Regions from separate parts of the Mus musculus genome. Here region 2 is linked to region 1. A link is a loop called in an ENCODE intact Hi-C map of the cell type or tissue named here. Cell type or tissue: left cerebral cortex. All regions are shown on one strand. Links, peaks and the distances in the headings refer to the core of each region. The heading gives the core; the rest is flanking DNA.

Region 1 (11,567 bases), core at 2,080-10,079:
GTCGGATGCTCCGCAAGAGTCAGGTGGATCTCTCAGCCAAGAAGCATGGATCACGAGGAACATAAGTAACAGGATGAGTGAGAAACCTTATTGGGGAGAGAAATTAAAAAGAGAGGGGGGTGGAATTGGGATAGCCAGAAAGGGTTATGATTTTTAAAACAAAACAAACACAAAAGGGAACAAACAAGACAAACTCCTGAAACAAGTGTGCGTGGAAGGGCATCCCATGCCAAGGGAACAGACTGAGCAAAGCCCCCGAGGTTGGAGCCTGCCTGGTCTGATTAAGGGAAGGAAGGAGTCCTGTGTAGCTGCAGCACATCAAGGGACATACAGAAGAATGGAGAAACAGGGAGCCAAGGAGGCTGAGCAGAAGGACCCAGCATCCTTCAGGGCCACTGGGCTGAGAAGACCATTGGGGTAGATGTGGTAAGGAAGAGACTGCCACACTAGTGGCACAGGGTGGAGGTGGCTGGGTGGCTGGTAGCAGCTCTGGATATAATCAGAAGTAGAACCAACAGAATTAACTGATTCCACCTGGGACTGAGTTCAAATCCTAGCACATTCCCGATCTTGGGCACATCACAGACCCTCCTTGAGACGATGTTTCCCTTGGGGCTACTGTGTGTCTTTCTTCAGCCTCCTCCATCCAGCTCCTGTGACTTCACAGAGCTAAGGAGAATGGGGTCTGATAAGAGATAGACTCTGAGGAGTTGATGGGACCAGGATAGTGGAAGCAAGGTGGGTCACAGTCCAGGACCATCCTTGATCCATCGTTGGCCTTCCTTTGGATGCCCAGCCTCAGTCCTTCTCTTCACTTCTGTTTCCTCACACACACACACACACACACACACACACACACACACACACACACACACACACACAAACACACCACTAGCTACAGCCTCTTGTCTACTGAAAAGGCTCAGACTGCCCCAGGGCCTTTGCACATGCCAATCATGTAGGATACAAAGATGGATAGATAGATAGATAGATAGATAGATAGATAGATAGATAGATAGATAGATATAAATAATAGATATATAAATAAGATAGGTAATTATGTCCTACCTTTCTTAATGGCTTCTAGCTGAAGTCCAAAAAGCTCTTGCGGCTTAGTCGTGGCTGCCAGGGCAGGACACAGGAGACTGAGGTGGACACATTGCTTCCTGTCAATCCCATCCACAGTTCCTCTCTGCTACCCCAAGTGGTAACACCAAGGCAAACACCAGTCAGACCCACCAAGTCACATTAAAACAGCAGACACTGTGGGCCAGGCTACTGCCAGGGACCATATTGGTGCCCATGGCCCCTGCAACTGCAGAGGGCTGTGTTGAGTGATGCCTGCGCTCTAGACTGCTATCAGAGACCAGGCTGAGGTCTGTGGCATGTGCTGACACTGGAGACTATGTGAGTGCTCACGGACCACGCCGTCATCCATGCCTCCTGCTGACTGTAAAGACGAGGAAGCTCCTTCTGCAGTGGCTGACTGGGTGCAGACTCAGTTGAGAAACAGGGACACAGAAGGCTTCTGCGACAACCCACCCCATGCTCAGAAAGAAAGTAACAGCCTAGAGAGCCATGGACGAGATCTCTTAAACACTGTGATATGGATGCTGAAGTGAAGCTCTCAGTAATCGGTGGCTTCAGGCAGGGGTGCAGGTGGGGAAGGACTCTGTTTTCTTTAAGGGGTTGGCCACCAGGAGTCTGACCAGGCTCCAGTGAGTATATGGACAAGAGAAACTGGATTTCTTTTTCTTCCTCTTTTTCCTCCTCTTCCTCTTTTTTTTTTTTTGGTTGGGGGGGGGGAGTTAAAGGGTGGGGGTGGGTGCAGGAGGACTGGAAAGTGTGATCAGGGTCCATAATGTGAAATTCCCAAATCAAAAAAAAAATTTATGTTGGAATTAAAAAAAAAAAAAAAAAGCAGACACGTACAGGCTGAGAGAGGCTCAGTCGAGAGAACTTACCAAGCAAGCATGAGCACCTGAGGTCAGCTTCCACCTTGAGTGCTGGAATAGCACACATGTTCCACTGTGCCCAGTCAAAAAGCCAATGGTTTCCCTGGTTTGCTACATATTATTAACTTTGCCTCTGTGCATGTATGCATGCATACATGTGTGTGTGCACATTCATGCCTGATCGTGTGTGTGTGTGTGTGTGTGTGTGTGTGTGTGTGTGTGTGTGTGTGTGTAAGTCAGAGGACAACTTACAGGACAATTCTATCCCTTCACCATGTGGGGCTCAAACTCAGGTCATCTGGTTTGGCAGCAAGTGACTTTACCTGCTGATCCATCTCACCGGGCCAGAGAATCATTTCCAAAACAAAGTTTTTGTTAGGAATGCTGGGTGGGAGCCTCCATTTGGTTCTGTCTTTCGCAAATGTTTTCTGTCCCATCCTCTTAGCTCACACTGGATGGAAAAATGGATGATTAATAATCTTGAGAGAGAGCCGTTGGCACCATTCACACGCCAGCTGCTATTATGCAAAATCGTTATTCAGATTATGCAAACAGTGTCCTCTCAGAGGGGCAAACTTGCTCCAAAGGGGGTGGAGGAGACCATAGGAGGAAGAGGTCTCAAAACACAGGCAGAGGCTCCTAAAGCCTTGGAGCAAGCAGGGATGCCACTCCCTACCTGAAGTTGCTTCAGCATCTTCCGGTCACTTGGACCTTGCCCAGCCCAGTCCTGGGAAAGCAGAAACAGGCAAGCCCATTGGGCAAGCTCTGGGCCCATGAGAGACCCTGTCTGAAAAACCAAGCTCCTGACACCCAACACACACACACACACACACACACACACACACACTTTAAAAACTGCCAGGCTCAAGGAGGGGGAATGAAACCAGTTGATAGAGCTGCCTCTGGCAGAAAGTGAGCCACTTAGCTCTCCTCTCAGGGTCTGGGTTCCTTGTCTCTAGAAAGAATTAGGGTTGGGCATGGTGGTATAAGCCTGTCATCCCAGCACTGAAGAGGCTGAGGCAGGAGAATGGCAAGTTTAAGAGTGGCCTGAGCTATCTAATGAGAGCTTACCAAGAAAGGAGGAGGAGGAAGAGGAGGAAAGGAAGGAAGGAAGGAAGGAAGGAAGGAAGGAAGGAAGGAAGGAAGGAAGGAAGGAAGGGGTGTAAGAATCCAAAATCGCCAAAGGAAGACCCCAGACTCAGTATGCAGACAAAGAGATGCAGAAACATCCAACATGCAGGGGTCAACCATTCTCCAAATGAGGAGTGCAGGCCTTCTTATGGGGAACCAGGGGGACTCTGCAGAAGGATTAGGTAATCTAAAATTTCACTGGTGGGTGCTAAGGGGGGTCACAGGTGGTCAGTGGTCGCATTCCTAGGTCATGAACGTTTAACCAGAGGATGACATGGCCCGTTCTGAGATATTTCCCCATTTTGTGGTTATGCCCAGGCTGTTCTAAGAGAGGGGGTTTTATGACCTTGTTTCTGGTTTTTATGGTCTGTTCCTGGAGCTGGTGTCTCAGAGCCTTCTTTTCAAAGTCAGGGCTGGTCCTTAAATGGAGACAAATGGGGTTCATGTTGTCCTTTCAGGGGGAGGAAGAAGAGGAAGCAGATGCAGAGGATGGGGAAAGGGGAGCTTTCAGTTAGAAAGGGAAAAGGAGGGGCAGAGGAGGAGGGGAGGGAAAGGGAGGAGCAGGGGAGGGAAAAGGAGGAGGAGAGGAGGGGAGGGGAGGGGAGGAGCAGGGGAGGGAAAGGGAGGAGCAGAGGAAGAAAGGGGAGGGGAGGAGCAGGGGAGGGAAAGGGAGGAGGAGAGGAGGAGGGGAGGGGAGGAGCAGGGAAGGGAAAAGGAGGAGGAGAGGAGGGGAGGGGAGGGGAGGAGCAGGGGAGGGAAAGGGAGGAGCAGAGGAAGAAAGGGGAGGGGAGGAGCAGGGGAGGGAAAGGGAGGAGGAGAGGAGGAGGGGAGGGGAGGAGCAGGGGAGGGAAAAGGAGGAGCAGAGGAGGGAAAGGGGAGGGGAGGAGCAGGGGAGGGAAAGGGGAGGGGAGGAGCAGGGGAGGGAAAGGGAGGAGGAGAGGATGGAAGGGGAGGGGAGAAGGGGGAAGAGGGGAGGGGAGGAGGGGAAGAGATCCATTCTATTAGAGCAATTTCATGCCTGATACTATAGCAGATTTTAAAAGTTATGGGTTTGGGCGTTCCACCGGCATCTATGTATGCATACTGTGCAGACACAATGTCAAAGAAGGCCAGAAAAGGGGGGCATTGCACTCCCTGGACCTGAAGTTACAGACATGCTGGGAGCCAAATCCTGGTCCCCCAGAAGAGCAGCAAATGTTCTTAATTGCTGAGCCATCTCTCCAGACCCCATACCTGAACTGTAAACCAGGTCAACAGCCCATGACTTGGGGTAGGGGACATCACCAGGACATCCCATGTCCCTGAACATCGTGTCACCAAATGCAGGGCACATTCTACCCTTCAGGGGACAAACATAAACACGTAATCAAGGATCTTTGTTGCAACTTCTACCCCATGCTCTCCCAATGTGCAGGCAGCAGAAGCTAGAGGTAGGGGTGCTGCCACGCCCCAGCACAGGAAAGAAGGCACCTAAGGTGCCATGTGGGACCTGCTTCAGTATGCCGACAGCAACAGCGGAAGCTCTGTGAATGAAGACAGACGCGACTTTCTTCTGAGCCTAGAAATCTGTCAAGGCTCAGACATTCGCAGCTCCCGAGAAGACTAATTCCAGCATCTTCCTCTTTCCGTTGCCATCTCTTCCAATGGTTACAGGGATCTGGCAAGTGCTTTGGGGTTCCACACGCTGGTGTGGTGTCTAAGAATATCTAAAGCTGCTTCCCAGGCATCTGCGAGGTTGCCTGCCTTGGTTGGTTTATTTGGTTTTATTTCAATACTGTCTTTGGATCCCTGTCTGCTCTGTGAGCCCGGATACCGAGTAGGCTTCAGATCTGATCGCCAACGAGATGGCTCCAAAGCCAAAGGAGCTTGTCACCAAGCCTGCTGAACTGAGTTTGGTCCCCAAGATTCATGTGGCAGGAGAGGACTGAGTCCCACCAACTGTCCTCTGACCTCCACATGCATGTGATAGCACATATGTGTTCCCCACCCCCACCCACATATACACAAATAAATAATGTAAAACATAAAATAAGGCTCAGAGTTTGAGAACATTGGCAACAATGGGATGTGATTCCCAGAACTACACGGTGGCCCTCAACCACCTGTAACTCTGGCTTCAAGGGATCCTGGAGCCCTCTTCTGGCCTCCACAGGTACTGCAGCCATGCGGCAGACATAAATGAAATTTTAAAATGATTTTTTTCATTTTGTTTTTCAAGACAGGATTTCTCCATGTAGCCCTGGCAGTCCTAGAACTAGCTCTGTAGACCAGGCTGGCTTCAAACTCACAGAGATCTCCCCACCTCTGCCTCCTTAGTGTTGGGATTAAAGGTGCGAGCCGCCACCACCACCTGCAATAAATTTTTTAAAAATAAAATAAGCTGGGCCCCATGACACTCAGGAGGCAGAGACAGGCAGAGTTGGAGACCAGCCTGGTCTACATAGTGAGGGCTTGTCTCAAAACATTAATTAATTTTAACTGTGTAAAATAAGAATTCAGACCCTCACCTCCAGACGAACTGGCATAGGATTGGCCATGATTTTCAAGAACATTTACCTCCACAGGCAAATCTGCTTGTACATTTGTTCTCAAAGTACCAGAGGACAAATGGGTGTCCTAGCAGCTTCAAAAAGCTGCACACTTAGAGCTGTTGCTCCATGGCAGATTGCTTGTGCCACTTGTCCAAGGCCCCGGGTTCCACCCTCGGAGCTACAAAAGGAAGTTTGGAGTCAGGAGTGGTATTACGTGCCGGTAATGGTAATTCCACCACTTGGGGAATAAAGACAGAAGGATCAGGAGTTTAGATTCACCCTCAAGTTGTTTAGTGAATTTGAAACCAGCCTAGGTTATATGAGAACCTGGTCCCAAAGTTAGGGGAAGAAAAGGAAAAGAAAGGGGAAAGGGGAACGGGGAACGGGGAAAGGGGAACGGGGAACGGGGAAAGGGGAACGGGGAACGGGGAAAGGGGAAAGGGGAACGGGGAACGGGGAAAGGGGAAAGGGGAAAGGGGAACGGGGAAAGGGGAAAGGGGAAAGGGGAAAGGGGAAAGGGGAAAGGGGAAAGGGAAAAGGGAAAAAAAGGGAAAAGGGAAAAAAAGGGAAAAGGGAAAAGGGAAAAGGGAAAAGGGAAAAGGGAAAAGGGAAAGGAGGCAAGGAAAAGAAGAGGAGGGAGGGCAGATAGAACTGATCAAGGGCAGAAGTGGGTCCTGAGACCGAATTGGCCACAGTCCAGAAGAGAGTGACCATTCTTTAGCTGGGAGGGTCCAGTGAGCCTCCCCCAAGACCATCATCCTCTGCCTGGCTCTGCTCTGGGAAGCTGAACTCTGTGGGTCACAGGAGAAGGTCCCTCTGAGCACATGCCTGTACCCCTGCCTCTTAGCCCTCTTGACATAGCAGTGGATTAGGACAACGCAGCTAGAGTTGGAAAGGGAGGAAGGGACCGCCAGGAACTTCTTCCTCTCTTCCGCACCACCTCTTTTAAGCCCAAAGTCTCTGCTGAGGGCATTTTCCCTGGCCCAGGAACCTCCCACTTCAACCAAGTGACAGAATCTATATTCACATCTTCATAGCTGCACGGTGCCTCTCAAAGGCAGGAACACTAACCTGTCTCGGGACTGAATCTTTGCTAAATTGAAGAGGATTTGAACCCCAAATTATTTTCAGTATAATTATCATAATTTCAGTATAAAGCTGCTGTTTCTGCTATTGTGGTGGCAGTCATCTTTAATCCCAGCACTGGGGAGGCAGAGGCAGGTGGATCTCTGAGTCCAAGGCCAGCCTGGTCTACAAAGTGAGTTCCAGGACAGCCAGGGCCACATTCTGAGATTGTTTGAAAGCAAAATAGAACATGTTCTACCCAGGGAGAGGAAACATTAGAGCATTTGTCCCTGAACTGCAAACAGGCTTTGAAGTATAGGGTTACTTCCTTGTAACTATATTTTTTTTTGGAAGAATTATTTTATATACTTGAGTACATTGTAGTTGTCTTTAGACACACCAGAAGAGGGCATCAGACCCCATTACAGATGGTTGTGAGCCACCATGTAGTTGCTGAGAATTGAACTCAGGACCTCTTAATCACTGACCCATCTCTCCAGCCCCCCTTGTAACTTTCGATTTGCCTGAGGAAGACCTTGAACTCCCATCCTGCCTCCACCTCCCAGGATTACAACCTTTGGTTTGCTGGTTTTCTTAGATTTAAAAGACATGACATTCTTTTACATATTCCTGGGGTCAGAGTGACATTTCAGTCTGGTAGACACTGTGGTCAGACTGAGACAAACGGCGTTGCCATCATAGGAAACATTATCATCATTTCTTCACATCAGGGAGTGCGCAAATCCTTGCAATTAGCTATTCTGAAATACACCATTAATTGCTGTCAGCCACAATCATCCTCCCGTGCTACAGAACATTAGGTTCCACAGCCCCCATCACACTGCACCCTGAGCTCATTCATCATTTCCCCCCGTCCTCCGCAGTATGCATACTTCTGATCAGAATGGTACTCGGGATATTAAATATTTAGCTGGGCCTCACGTGACATGGAAAAAAAAAGCTGTGGTAACTGTGATTTGACAAAATTGGGAGGAGAGAACCTCGACTAAGGAATTGCCTCTGTCATTCTGGACTGTGGGCAGACTGAACTATAGTTGGGCCCAGTCTACTGTGGGTGGTGCCATCCCTAGGCTAGGGATGCAAAGGTGGGGGGTGGGCCAAGCCAGAGAGCGAACAGAGAGCAAGGCAGCAGTAAATGGTATTCCTACGGTGTCTATTTCAAGCTCCTGGAATTCCTGCCTTGGTTTTCCCTTGATGATAGATACTGTCTGCCAAATAAATCCTTTCCTTTCCAAGCTGTCTTTAGTCAAGGTGTGTATCACAGCAAATGCAGTTTCTGGAATCTGGACTAGGTAGGGGAGGGGCATCTGCAGTGTAAGCTCCAGGACCAAGGACACCAAGCAGAAGTGAGATGGGACCACACAGCAGGCACTTGGGCCAGGAACTTCTCTGTGGAATGGCAACCTAGTTTAATCCATGGCCTCCTCGCTGTAGAATTTGGCCCTTCAAGCAAAACAGCCGCCATCTTCATTGGATCAGCCTGCTTACAAGTCCCTCACATGTGGATTCTGTATGGATTGTTGAACCTCCCTCAGAGGCAAAGCGTGAGAAGCGCCCTCAGTCTCCCTAGCCTTCCACTGGCAGCTCTTAACTTGAGATGGCCTCAAGGTCTCAGCAGCTGCTAGGGTACAAAAGGCTGAGGAAGGTAACTGATTGGGGCTCCATCTATGCAGTTATCCAGAGCCATCACCCATGCTGGGTGTGGACTCCAGGACCACCCACATTGCCAGTCACCCCTCAGCCACACTCTGTAAGGTGCCCAGTACTTCACTGGCCGCCCAGAGTGAACTCTGATGAACTTGTACTCTGGTTTGCCATTGGGACTGAATGAGACAAGGACAAGTACTGAGCGTGTCTCCACCGGGGAAGCACTGCTCTCACCTGCTCATCTTGGAGGGGCATAACACCAGTAGGCTCTTTCACAGCGGCTCTAAAAGGATGTCACACTGCCCACCATGTACAGCCCAGGATCTCAGGAGAATGTGAACTAAGGCAAAGGGGCCAGGAGTCGCCCGTTCTGAGGTCTCCCGGCTGCTCTTCCTCACCCCATCAGGTCTCAGCCCCCTCAGGCACCTTCAGTAGTAACATCCCATTAACTCCCTCTGACGTGTGGCCCGGGAGGAGTGGGCATGCTTCTCCTGGCTAACTGGTACCATGTCAGGTGGTTTTGGTTATTGCTCACCTGTCTGGCATGGTTCACAGCCTTGCATTTAAAAGGCAATCTGTATTTTCTGGAGAGTCACATGCCTGGGTAGATTGCATCATTTTCATGATGCACCTGGGCTAGACCCTAAGGCCCATGACATGTTATAGTGTAAGTACCCCCAATGCCTTCCCCTCCAACAGAGAACAAACAAGTACCTACTTGGGTGGTCATGAAGTGATTTCTTCCTGTCCAGAACACGCTGAGGTCGGAGGGTGGGGGCCTAGAGCGGGCGGGCACGGCTCAGCAGCAGGAAGCCTCTCTGTACTGCTGGGCGGGCTCAGTGATGAAGACAGAACCCTTGCTTTGAACATGACTCGTCCTGGGAACACCAAGGTTCCCAAGAGCAGTGCTGTCCCTCGGCATAAACACCTTAACACTGCTCAGCCAACCCTGTGTCCTGGTCACTCCCACAGTTTGGGTCTTTATTCCCTCCCAAGTCCTTCTGGGCAGAGCTCCTGCCTGTCCTTAGAGGCCACTCGCTGCAGTTCTGTGGCTCCCACACAGAACCTGGGATGACGGGCCAACTGAGCCACCGTCCCACTTCTTCCCACCACTCCTTCCCCACACACGACAACAGACCAAATGACAAATACTGTAATACAAGAAAATGATTTTATTCTAATTTTTAGTTCCAGACAGCTCACAAATCCACTGCCTCTGACAATACCCAGAGTATATGCAGATACACTCATGGCACAGCTGGGGAAACTTGAGGTTTCTCTACACAAACTATTCTGTTAATGTCGCTTAAAAATCCAGACTACATGATATGCGTGGGCAAAAAGTCAGCTGAGTGCGTCTCTTGACACTAAAGTGTATTAAACAGCAAACAGCCAACCCTTACATGATTCACACCAAAATGATGACACCCAAAAACACGTTCCTTTTAAAGGACAGGTCTATCAGTAAAATATTATATTTCTTTAATACTCTGCCTGATGGATGCTTCATACGCTGTGGGAAAGCTAAGTGTGAGTCTGGCCATCGGCTTCTTGGATGGGCCTTTCCCACCAGCTTTTATTAATCAGAGTCACAATTAGGTCATAAATAAACAGGTATATTATTAATCCCATGATTGAGGTTTAGGAAGAGGAGTTGTGAAAACTACTTGGATGCACAGCCAGGTTCTACAGCACCAACAGGAACTGCTCTCTGCTTCCTGTGCCCTCAACACCCCACAAGAGCAACAGCTGCTAGTGACTGGGGATGCAGTGAGCTCTACTCGGGAGCTTCCTTCCAAGAAAGGGAAAGGGTTCAACAAAGCAGTGGGCTAGCACAGACCCTGAGACAGGCGTCTGAAACTAGGACAATGTAGAACGAGCCCACACTTCTGCCTGTGCTTCCTTCCCGAGCGCATCTGCCCCAGTCCTGTCCCAGAAACAAGGCTTATATTCTTGGACTCCCACCAAAACCCCTAGAAACAACACTGAGCACCTCTGAGCTGCTGACAGCACCACTTCCTAACCCCAGTCTTCCATTAGAAAGGCACCAGCTGCAATGGCAGAGGCAACCTGGGGCCTCAGGAAGGCTGCACACCCATGTGACAAGCATTACGACTCTCAAGTATAGCTTTCTAGAAACCAATACCATGTGCTAGACAATGCCCCACCCCACCCCCTCCCCAAATAGAAAAATCCTATACTTCTGATTTAAAGGCTCAGCAGTGAGGGGAGACTCGGGTCACATGCAGCCTGCTCGATGCTGGCCCTGTGCCTCTGACCTGCTCATGAGCCACCTGTGCAACTTCCACTCTCGCTGTCTCAAATCCACACCTCCCATACCTCATCTTCCCAGACACCGCACCGCACAGCACACAGCTGAGACCCTGCAACCACCTTCCATAACACTGACAGATCTGGGACACCTAGGGATTCCTGTTGCCCTATTGGAATGACAGCTGGCTGGCTTCTGGGGGGAATCCAAAGGAAAACACTTGCTGTACCGAACACAGGGGGCCAAGGGCAGGTCTCTGTTCCAGGATCTCAAGCTGCAAGTAGAAATGTTAGCTTGAGAGATCAGCAGCTCAGCTAACCTCTGTGTGCTGGTGAGAAACTTTGCCCTCCAAGTCCAGAGTCTAGACATTACCACCAACCCAACACAGTTCATTGTGACAATGTGCTATAGAGAGTAGGATCTGGGATCCTGGCTGTGAATGCTGAACTGATCTCATTACAAACTCTCGGAGAAGACAGCAGTCTCCACATTCCCACCAGGCCATGCTGTGCTCTGAAGCAATCGAATTCAGTTGGAGAAGGGGCCAGGATCGATGCACATGCTCTAAGAAAATGGTGGCCCCTGTGCTCCCCAACTACCTCAGGCTGCCAGGGAGCAGGAGGCCCCAGACAGGGCAGCTGCAGGGCAGGTCCAATTCTTCCTTTCAGGAATGGAAGCAAGAAGAATCAAGTGGAGACTGTGCGGTTGCTTGGTCACGAGCATCACATCTGGAAGCTCTCGCTGAAACGTGCTCTCAAGGATCAACACTGGGCAGAGGGACATCTCTGGAGAAGGCACTTACGGCAGAACATTAGCAAATCCTGCTGTTTGGTTAGGGCAGACACGGCTGACTGGAACTGATAGGAGGCCTAGCCAGGACTGCCGCTCTTCATACTCAGCCAAGGCCCGGGAAGCATCGCCTTCCCACCCCAGCGGTGCTTCAGG
Region 2 (11,567 bases), core at 2,090-10,089, 120 kb before region 1:
AATGATTCCCATAGCACAGGTGAGGAAACTGAGGCTACAAAGCCAGGTTTACAGCACAGGTTGAGATGTGTATTCCTGGAGGGTGCAGTGGGCCATCAGAAGATGGCCCGGGGTGCTTCCGGCCACTGTTCTCCCTGCCCCCTACTGGTCAGAAGGTCTAATTGCAACGACGTTCGTGCTTTGCCTCTACCCAGGCGTGAAGGAGCTACAGACTAGGACTAAGAATGGACGTTGCAAAGACACAGGCAGCTTTTTTATCCTCAGAACTGGAGAACAGCCCCTGACAGAAGACCGAGGAGAGACTACACGCGTCCACTCCCTTGCTATGAGAATTCAGGGTTTAAGTTTCTTGTCAGCAAGGGTTAGAGATACAAATGACATCTAGGCCTGTGGTTCAAGGCTCCTCCTAGGACTAAGAGAGCAACTAAGGAGAAGAACCCAAGCTAGGGAGAGACCCCATGGCACCGTGGACTCCTGGGTAATCGTCTGTGTCCCTAAAGCTGCATCTATGGAAGGATGTCGGCTCCAGGGGCCTGTGGGTGGATGAACCCAGGAAGGCTGGCTCTCAGCTGCCTGTTCTTTCTAGCAAGGGGGTAATGAGACGCTCTGAAGGCCCCAGGAGGTGTCAGTGACCTCCCTGCCACTGAAGCCCCAGCCTGCCCTTGTGGTCAGGTTTAGGGACTCAACTCCAACTCCTCATCCTCCTCTTTCTCCTCCTCCTCTTCTTCCTCTCTCTCCCTCTCCTTCTCTCTCAATCTCTCTCCTCTTCTCTCCCTTTCTCTCTCTCTCTCTCCCTCTCTCTTTGCTTCCCAATCACCATGAGTAAATCAGCCTGCTCAACTGTGTGCTCTGATCAAGTTACACCCAAAAACAAGGGGGCTGAAACCTCCAGAACTATGTGCTACCAGAAACCTTTCTTCTTTTTAAGTTTATTGTCGGGTTATTTTATTACAGTAATGGAAAGGTGGCTAACGCAAACTATCAACATCTAAACAGATGTCTAACCCAAAGAGCACCCCACACCATCTTACTTCACCGCTTAACTTTATAAAATGAATATTATCATCTCTACCCCACGTTACAGGAGAAGTTGAGGCTTAGAGAACTTCACTTCACTGAAGGCCACACAGCCACTAGGTAACAGAACTGGGATTCAAAACCAGCTCCAGCCCCCAGATAATCTCCTGCCTCTTCCACATGCCCCGGGCTTAACATCATAAGCTGGCATCCAGTGCTTGCTAAACAAAATAACCAAAATCAAACCAGTGACTTCCGGGTCCTGAAGGAGTTATAGTCAGTGAGTCAAGGAAATCTCAGGAATATGATGGGCTGGCAGGAAATGGGAGCTGGGGCATAGGTATACAAGGAGCAGGGTACAATCCACACATGGGAGCGCACACACACACACACACACACAATTAAACATACTAGAAACTGGGAGGATTCACACCCTGGAGCCCAGCAAGAGTAGAAGCAGAGAATGATACAGGAGAGTGAGAAGCCACCAGCCGTCCAGCGCAACACCGGCTACGTAAGTATAAAGGCATGTTCGAAGCATCCATCTGCCACCCAAAGGGAGACCATTAGCAGTGACAGCACGGAACATCAGTGCCCAGGAAGGGAGGGGAGTGGAGTCAGGGGATAAAAGAGAATAATGGAGAAATATACCACTGGGAAGGAGGTTCACTGGGGTTGAAGGCATATCTCAGGAAATGAGGGTGAGAAGTGACTGGGCTCCCACCAAAACAAAAACAAAAAAGCCCTCAGGCCTTGGCTGGTAGACATTGGCAGCTGTAAGCCTGGCCTATGAGACGCAGAGGCTGGAGGTTTGGGGGTTCAAGGTCGTCCTCAGCTACGTAATAAGTGTGAGGCTGGGCTACACAAGATCTTGCTGTTTTGTAAAATACCACCATCTCCCAAGGACAATTGGGGAGAAGGGAGGGGCAAGGCCACGCCTCTGTCATCACCACTAGAAGTGAATCTCCAACCCCACTCCCACCCTCTCCCTGGCCACTATTTAGTCTTCCTGGACCCCTCTACAGATGTTAGCCAAGGATAGAGACAAAGCCCAGGCAGGCATCCTGGCCGGATGGACACTGTGGTGGCTATTTCTGGTTGTCAATGTGACTGCATCTGGAAATGAAACCCAAATGGCCGGCCATACCTGTGAGGGATTTTCTTTCTCAAGTAAATCATTTGAAGTGGGAAAAGCCACCTTCAATCCAGACCACACCTTCTGCTGGCAGCCGATATAAAGACACAGAAGAAGGGTGTTTGGTCTCTGTCTGCTCGCCCTCACGGACAAGCACGGTTCACATTGGCATTAGAGCCTACTTCTTTGGGATTCTGGAATCCAGAGCTCACTGAAGACCAGCTGAGACATTCACAGAATGAATCAATGCTGAATTCTTGGACTTTTCATTGGTAGACAGTCATTCAGCCATTGTTTGATTAGCTGAACCACAGCCTGTCAGCCATTCTAACAAATCCTCCCACCATGTATGTGTGTGTATTCTATCAGTTCTGTTCCTCTAGAGAACTCTAACACACACACACACACACACACACACACACACACACACACACACACACATACACACACCATACAGTTAGGTGGACGGAGACGGCAATGGTCCCTTCAGTCAGGCAAATCTGAGGCAGGACCTGCTGGTCTGTCTCTGTCTCCTGGCTAGCCCCCGGTCTTACTTTTGGCCTTAGTTGCTAGTTCTCTTGAGAATTGGTCTAGCCTACTCTAGGGGCCACAGGCAGACCCAGAGTGGGATGAGGGGTCCCGAGGTCTGTGCCTTGTGTCCTCACCATCAGATTTCTGAGATGACTTAATGAGACACACCAGACCTCACAGGGCATCACCACCTCCAGGAGCCTTCCCACCTCTACTAAGCTCTCTTGCCCTTCATCTGGTGACCAATGAACATGGCCTCTCCCAGCCACTTTATCTTCTGTAGAGAGGGGACTATGCCTTCACCGCATGCAGTGGGCACCTGCAGCCCTCAGACAGTCAGTAAGTCTCTTACTTGGCACATTTTGCTGGTCTTGCTACACCCCACTGGCCCCTACATACAGGGAGGCCCTTCTCCCCCAGAGCTAAAATCCCCAAGATCACAGCCACTGGACATCTACCAAGGACAGCCGTCCCTGGAATGGTCTCCGATCCCCTCCACACAGCTGCAAGATATACCCACATCTGACCCCGCCCCCAGATCCTCTGCCTCTACCTGACCCAGACCCAGCATGGCTCTGCTCACTGTCTCCCAACTTCCGTGTTATTCTTCACTGTCCAACTCTGTAAAAGCAACAGTGACCATCTAAGTGTGGGTCCCGGATCAGCTGCCTCAGTGCCACATGGGAACATGCCAGACACATAAGACTGAGACCCATCCTAGAGTCGTGGATCCCCAAATTGTCTGAGAGTCCCACAGGGAAATGTGACCCAGAGTACCTTGTGTTGGAATTTCCCTGTTCCCCTGTCGACCGGTGGTGGAATGATGTAGTGGCCGGATGGTGGAGGGAATCGGCTCACACCCCTGGATGGACCACTGTGCTCTGCACACCTAAGTAGCAGGATGCCAAGTCTGGGGACAGCTTCCGAAGCCAGTGTGCCCCACTTAGTAGGAGGGCAGCTCACTGAGAGCACAGAACCTCAGACTTCTGGAAAGCCTCACTATGGTTCAGGCAGGCATGGCTTAGAGGTACGATGACTAGCTTGTCAAAGCTGGTCTGCGTGCTGATCTGAGCACAGAAAGCCCCAGGCTAAGCCAGGTTGGTTGAGCCCCCAGGACCTTCACAATCATGGCTGTGTATCTACAGCAGAAGATACTCGAGTCCAGCACTGGGAGGGGGCTAGAAGAAAGAGGTAAGAGAAGGGAGAAAGATGCGGGGATGGGGGGAACAAGGTGAGGGAAATGAGCCTATGAAGAAGAGGAAGGAGAGTTTAAAAGAGAGGGAAAGAAGATGAAAGTGAAGGGCAGATAGGCAGGCAGGCAAGCAGACAGAGGCAGACACTCCAAACCATACCACAGTGATACAGGAAGGACAGACAGCTGGAAGATGAGGGCAGAGATGCTGGTCATGGCCAGAGCTAGCCACACAGGTGCTTCCTGCGGCTGCCCTGAATTGCCTTCTAACTAACTTCAGGGCATCTCTGCTCCAAGCGGCCCCCCAAACACCCGCCACCTGCCATCAGCGGCTGGCACAGAAAAGCCACTTATGTAAGGTGCGTGCTGCTGAAAGTGGCTTCATTCACAAGTCTCTGCCTGTCACTGTGGAGACGCAGCGAAGGGGAAAAAAAGAGGAAAGAATCGGGCAGCTGGAAGCGCCAGGCGGGAGCTGAGGCGGAAGAGAGTTCCTCTTTCCGTCGCTCACTCTTCACAAACATGGCTTGATGCCAGGAGAGGAGCCCTGTCGGTGGTGAATTGTGGGGGGCGGGCACACCCCAGCTTCCTGAGGCCCCATCTCCTGCTCTCTGGCTGGTTCACTAAGGCACAGTCAGCCGCGGCTGCGGCTCCAGTGCAATGAGATTTCAGCCTGCATTATATCATTAACGCTAATGACGGCAGGACAATGGCTTCAAGGAAACTGTGGTGACATTGCAGGCAGTGGCCTGGTGCCATGTTAGAACCCAGAGTCCCCCAAGGTTAGCAGGGATGGAGACAAGAATAAGAAAGCAAATGGTGGGGGACAGGAGGTAGAGCCTGCTCCAGATTCCAGTCCTGCTCAACCTCTTGGGTACAGAGGCCAGACCTCAGGGAGAACATCAAGTCTCATTACACACCAGAAGTGCCAGAAGCTCCATCTACCCAAGTACTCTCTCTGTACTCTTAAAAAAAAAAATGCCTTCAGGGCCCTGTGGTGTGTGAACACACAGGTGCCCACATTTAAGAGTTTGGGGGATCAAGAAACACCTGATAACACTTTACAAGGGGACTTTATGAATCACAGACTGAACCAAGCCCCCATCCAGGCTCCTCAGCCTCCGTGGTGCAGCAACGACGGAAGTTTAGTACCCAGCACCCTTCCCACCCTCCCAGGTCACCCGGCAGGACACAGCCAGCACCCTTGATCTTTCTCAGTCTCTGCTGCCTCCAAAGCCCCTGGTTGATGCAAACTTCTCTTCTGCTGCCAAACCCAAGCCTGCCTCCCAGGTAGGAAGGCATAGGCTTTCTTACTATCATCTAAGTGACTACATCCAGCGGCACTGACTCTCCACCCACCCCAGAAGCATCTGCCCCTTGGTCAATACTTGGGGAGCAAAGGGCTAAAGTTCAGCAGAGAATTCCAGGTATTCATGTACTTGGTGTTTCAAGCGGGCAGGGCAGAGACCCCCTTCTGTGCCCTCACCCAACCCAAACCGTACCTTACTCAAGACCCTAAAGGAAATGGGATTTTGTCCTAGCACTCAGAGACCCGGTGCCGGGTATACCACACGTACACAGTAAACGAATCAGCAGCAGTGAGTTTCTGGCAAGAGAAGAGGGCTCTGCCTGCAGCGGATCTGAGATGAGAACAAAAATCCCTCCAACCCCATCAATGACATCACACTCAACAAACACTAATGGAGTGTTTGTATACTGCATACATACCTCTGACTAGAACATTGACTAAAGGCCACTCTCAGACTCACCCCTCCATTAGTCAATCAGTTAACATTTCACCAATCCGATGATTCATTCATTCATTCATTCATCCATTCAGTTGGTGATAAGAACCTGCTGTGTTCACCCTGACACAACAGGTCAGCCTAGCCCTTAAGGGTCTCACCTTGTAGTATCTTAGGCCTATGAGGAAGGAATACCAGGCCAGGTAAAGTGACTCCTAGCAGGAAGAAAATCAAAAGCCCAGCCCTGAGCTTATAGGATGAGATGACTCAGCAAAATCTCTGGGGTTCACGGAGCCAAGGGAGCCTTAGACCTTGGAGGTAACAGATGTCCTTTAACCCTCCTGGGACCACCCTGAATGATGACCTGGGACTTGCTTGGAATATCTAAAGCCTAGAGGGAGAAGGTCATTGTGTCCACTTTACAGATGGGGAAACTGAGGCCTCAGAACTCCCTGCCCCTAGCAAGCCTGTCTGCTCCCTCCTGGGTCTCATAGCTGGGTTTTGAACTGAGGAGTCCTTCTAGGCTCCCCCTCATCCAGCCCTCTGCCTCAGTGTGAGCAGTGTTGCTGTTACTGATGCCAATATTACACACACCCCACCCCCAAGACAGGGTCGTTTCCCCACTGCTAATTCCTTGTCAGCCTCACAGCTAGGCAGCTGGCATGCATTAACTCTTAACTGTCCTAATACTGTCACCACCGTCATGAGGGGTGTGACAGACGAGGTAAGTAAAGTCCAGGACTGGGCAACCACACACAGAGAAAGTGCTAGAACCTAGATCTAAGCTGACCCGTCTCCAGGGCCCAGGGTCTAGCCTGTGGTCTAAACTAGAATACTGTTTTCACCATCACACACCTAACAGGAGGCACTGAGGCTCAGAGAGGTTCAGGACCTGCCTGAAATCACACAGCTCCAGTGACCATACTGCAGTTCCTAGACTGGAAGGCGGGGCAGGTGACAGGAAGGGAGGACTGTATCTGCAGTGTAGTCCCCTCCTCCTCCTCCTCCTCCTCCTCCTCCTCCTCCTCCTCCTCCTCCTCCTCCTCGTCCCCTGAACACATAAGCCTTTCTCCATCCTGGGTGGCAGCTGAATAATTCAGATGCTTCAGCTCCAACCCACCACTACTGGGTCCCGGGGTTTATTTTTATCCAGGTTCAGCCACAGCTCTCTTAACAGAAATAAACCCTACTACCTCAACTCCAGCTTGTCTGCCTGTAAGACCACCCTGCCCCCAGGCCCCTGCAGGAAAAGGCAGGACCATATGCTGGCTGGGTGTGGGGAGAGGGGGGCGGGGGGGGAGGGGACTGACAGAAAGCCATGGTCTGTAAGTGGTACAGGACAGAAAAGGTGTTAATAAAGACGCTTGTGTCCTATATAAGTCCATGTCCTACAAGCCACACCCCCAGCAGCCACCCACCCCAAACACAAATCAAACACAGTGGTTGAGGTAACAGAGCAGCAGGAGCTACTGGGACCCCCCTCTCTTCCATGCTGATGGGATAGGAGAAGCCCCATTTACAAGGATTAACCTTATCTGTCTCCAGAGTTCAGCTTCCCAGACCAGGACAGGTTTGGAGGGCATCCATCCCTTCTATGCCCCAGGCCAGGGATGAGAAGTGGGGTCTACCAGGATGTAGGGGTAAAAGAATGCCTTGATACCCATGAAGGTGGATTCCAAGAGGGCTACGCCATGACTTGCTGTGTGGCTTTAGACAAGGTGCTTTCCTTCTCTGGGTGTCCCCCGAAAGTGGGATCGGAGGGCAACGACGGTAACTCTCCCTAAAAGTATGGCTGCCCCTTGCCACAGCAGCAGCTGTAAAGAAGACCTGAGGATCTGGAAGGAGCCTTGGTCACCCAGAGCAGCTGACTCATTGCAGAGATGGGGAAACTGAGGCCCAGAAAGGGAAGAGAGCACCAAGACTCAAGGGCCCTGTTCCAAGCCCAAGAGTCTTTCCGGAAGGTTCTCTCACTGGTGCACCCCAATGCACCACTTCAGATGTGACAGAGAGGAGGCAGGCTCCTGGCTCTCGGCCACCCTGAGGGAGACGAGGAGGCAGGGAGATGGATGGCCAGGAAGCCTTCGTGTCTGGACACCCCGGGCCTGGGCTGTATTGTGCTGCAGGGCTGGATACTAGAAATTAACCAGGGAAATGTCCCACGGTATTTGTGACACTGCCTGGGGGCCCCGGGCTCCCTTGATAACCCTCCAAGCCCTGCAGCCTCCCCACAGCCCAGCAATGGGAGGATTCACTCTCGTTGCAACAGTGAACCTCAACCCCCTCCCAACCCCCTGTTCCAATGTCCAGCCACAGTCTACTCCAACCAAAGAACATGAAAGTCCAGTATTCTAAGTATCACCCATGGCCAAGCCTGCAGCATCTCATTTGAGCAAGCCAGATTTCTTCACTTTCTATTCATATGTATGGCTTCCCATGGAGGCGGATTCCTCAAGGTCACCCCAGATTGGCAGCCAGGTTTCAGGGGACCCTTTCCTTGGCGCTAACCACCAGGCTACCTACACTCTCCTCCTGTGTCCTGCCCACATAGGCTTATACCCTGAGCTCCCCGGGCCCCTCATGGCTCTGGGGCTGGGGCTGGGTGACCCTCTTGACACTTCCAGCATGCCAGTCCCTAGGGTTAGCCTTGTCTTATTCCTACCTCCCAAGTTCAACTTCCTGAAGAAATTCCAGTGGATAGAGACGGCTGAAGTGGATCGAAGTGCTAAAAATAAAGACTTTCATTTCCCCAAAAAAGGTAGGAAGTAATTAAAGCAGGAAGCAGAATTGAGTCCTCTCCCATAGATCACAGATTACTGGCAAAAGCATTTTAAAATTAAACATGAGCTTCGGGATTGGGTGGTGAGGGACCTCTGCTTCCCACTCACTAACAGGTTGGTATGGGGTTACCCCCATTGGGATATCAGAGAAAGAAATTGGTATAGGGGTTACAGCTTGTCCTGGAATTGGGGGCCTGGGGTTGGGATGTCATAGCCCCCTTCTCAATGGCAAGGTGAGCTCAGTGACAGAGCCACATACATACCCCCCATCCAGTCTCTTACAGGTGACACCACCTGTAAAATCCCATCTCGGCATCCCCGGCTCGGCAGGCAGCTGACTGCTTGACCATTCATGCCAAGAGAAAAGGTGGCTCTTTCATGGATCCCCGCTCTCCCATTTCAGGACAGCTGAGTTTGCAGAACCCACCACAATTCAATTATTCAGCCAGCCCTGGCGGAGAGCCCGGTCTGAGCCCCATCCTAAGCAAATGCTGGTCCAGGATGCCCAGGCAAGGGTTAACATTCCAGGCTCAGCTGACTCTCCCAACTGGGGCCAAGATGCCCACCCACCAACTCCAAACACTCAGAGGCCCCGTGTGCCATACAGGCCATGAAGGGTTAACTAATTCGAGAGCTGCCAATCACTTTCCTCAGGTTCTGCTGCAAAGAGGACAAGCTGGGCAGAAGCCACTCTCCTGCTCACTCGCCTGAGCAGGCACACACTTGCCTCCTCCCTGGGCACTGTACTAAAACCCCATTTGCCTCCGGAGTGTTGCTGATAAAAGCCTACAGAATACAGGCAAAGAACTATGCTCAGTTCTCAACAGCCCTACCCTCCCTGCTTCCCTCTCCCTAGCTCATGCATGCACATCTCAGTTAGGGTCCTGAGATCTCCTAGTCCGTTTGCGGGACCACCACAAAGAATGTCACTCACCGGGACAGTAGAGGATTGCAGCAGAATACGGGAGCCAAATTCTTGCCAACTCCCTGCTGGGGGGGGGGGGAGGTGTTAAGTCCCAGCGACTTGGCTTGAAAGAACAGCAGATATGCCTGAAAGAAAATTGTGCATTTGACTCTCCCGGTCTTCCCAAAATAAAACCGAGGCACCAACACGAACACATTCCCCTAAATCATGCACACACATACACACACAAAAAGGAAAAAAAAAAAAAGACAAAAAAGAAATACCCCGTCAGAGGCGAAAACTAAGTGCAGCTAGAGTCTGCAGCGGTGGGCAGCGAATCACCCAGACTACTCCACATGGAAGGTTTTGTAAGTCTCTTTCTTTCTCTCCCTTCTTCTCTTTCCTCTCTCCCTCTCTGGGCAGCGTAGGCAACTCTGGGATGCGGGTAAGAGACGAATCAATTGCTTCCCTGGTGCCCGATCCTGCTGTCACCTACTGCAAGAACCCTGTGTGATCCAGAGGGAGGGGCAGCCGCTTCCCGGCGGAGCAGGGGAGCCCAGCTTGCCTCCCACCGCGATGCATTGTGCCGCGTTGCCTGCGGGAGGAGAGGTGGGAGGCCAGGAGGGGAGGCTGGGCGCCCCAGAACGATCCGGATTGGCAGTCAGTACCACGGACAGCACCAGGACGCAAGCGGAGGGGAAGGGCGGCCACTAACCCCAGGCAGAACAGGGGAAGTTATTGGATCCCTGCAGCAGAGGAAGGGAGAGGCCAGAGTAGAGGAACCAGGACGATTTTGTCAGACTGCATATGGGCCACCTCGCTGCATACTTATGCTAATATTGTCAAATGAGCTATAACAATCCCTGATCTTCACAGGTACCTGTGCGTCTCCCTGTGGCTTCCAGGATCATCCACATTGCTGCTGAAGTCTGCAACTCAGGCTCAGAAGACTGCAGGAAAAAAACAAGGCTAAAAAACAAAACAAAACAACAAAAAACAGGAGTGCCTGAAGGGGATGGTGGTTTGTTTAAACAACCACATCTGACAGGTTTCAGGGAGCCTGGGCCAGCCCCATGCACCCCTGGGGATGGCACTTAATGTTTCCACGTCCCATCTGCAAACTGAAGACACGGCCACCACATTTTCCTAATGACAGAAAGAATGAGTCTAAGGTAGCGATAAGAAAGCCCACACTAGGGGCTGCTCTGATTCCATGATCTATAACCCACCCTCTGATTCAAATGTTTTGGCGAAGATAAAGGACTTGACAGCCGACGAGGCTGGTGCAAGCGTGTGGTTTGAGTGGGATGGAGCTGGAAATCTTAGGAGTTCCAGAGCAGACATGATCCTCTGCCAAAGACCCATCTCCCCAAACCAGACTGGCTCTCCGAGGTAAAGTCACTACACACAGGAAATAAATCTCCAGAGAGGGGGGTGATATACAGTGGGAATGTGTTCCCATGGCACCAGCATCCCGGATCCCCAGTGTGTGCTGCTGCTGCCAGCTACAAGAACATGCCCGCGGTGGAGAGAGAGAGAGTGGCAAAGTCAAAAGAAGCCAAGGGCTGTTTAGAACCTCCCAGCCAAGTGAGGGGTGTTCCTCTCTCCACTGGGGACTCATATGTAAAGTTTCCCATTGAGGGCCCAGGGTGAGTCACTACTTTCGCCACTAAAGTCTCCCTTTGAGAGCTAGGATTCAGACTGCCAGGATCTGAGAGACCATTTGGAGCTTGGCTCTACAGATGATCGCTATGGTGGTGTTGACGGTGGTGGTGGTCATCTGGGTGATAATGAAAGCATGAAGATCATGATGATGGTGGCAATGATTATGGTGGGGGTGGTGCTGGTGGTTGCTGGTGGGGGTTGTGGTGATGGTGGTGGTGATGGTGATGGTGGTGGTGGTGATGGTGGTGATGGTGCAGATAATGATCACAATGCTGACTGTGATAGCTGTGGTGATGTCAGCTATTTATTGGGAACCTGCTATGTTCCAGACATCCTTCCAGAAGCTCTGCATGTCTCATCTGAGGGTCTCTGTGCCCCCTCTGTGGTGGCTGCCATTCCCATTCTATAAATAAGGAAGTTAAGACCAAGAAATTCCATTCCTTGCTGGAGGCTACACAGTGAGTGACAGTCATGGGGATCAAACCCAGGGCTGGGATTCCAAAGTGTGCCCACTAGGATGTCTGCCCTGCAGGACCACTCGACAGAATCTTACAGTTTGGGGGCTGAGACCTTACTGCTTTTTTTTTTTTTTTTTTTTTTTTTG

Evidence for each region. A loop is a pair of places that touch in the nucleus more often than their neighbours do. Peaks named below come from ENCODE experiments on the same cell type or tissue, not always from the same donor. Only the 100,000 strongest peaks of a DNase experiment are listed, where the experiment ranks them.
Region 2: it touches region 1 in a loop (4-fold over the local background); 6 of 42 quality-filtered maps call a loop at or near these places.

Annotation. Positions count from the first base shown.
Region 1 is chr5:121,121,034-121,132,600 of GRCm38, forward strand. It overlaps Ptpn11 (protein tyrosine phosphatase, non-receptor type 11), which reads right to left. Exons shown (of 16, transcript NM_001109992.1): 16 at 9,500-11,567. Among named protein-coding and RNA genes, the nearest start is that of Ptpn11, 65 kb to the right of the region's middle. In left cerebral cortex, for the core only: a CTCF peak has its summit at 5,233 (motif pointing left); DNase peaks (open chromatin) are centred at 2,529, 4,738 and 5,219; H3K27ac peaks cover 911 bases.
Region 2 is chr5:120,999,656-121,011,222 of GRCm38, forward strand. Rph3a (rabphilin 3A) reads right to left here and starts at 9,883. Exons shown (of 22, transcript NM_011286.3): 1 at 9,583-9,883; 2 at 9,329-9,444. In left cerebral cortex, for the core only: no CTCF peak of the experiment used is centred there; DNase peaks (open chromatin) are centred at 4,286, 6,734, 7,029, 7,611 and 3 more places; H3K4me3 peaks cover 5,755 bases; H3K27ac peaks cover 5,876 bases.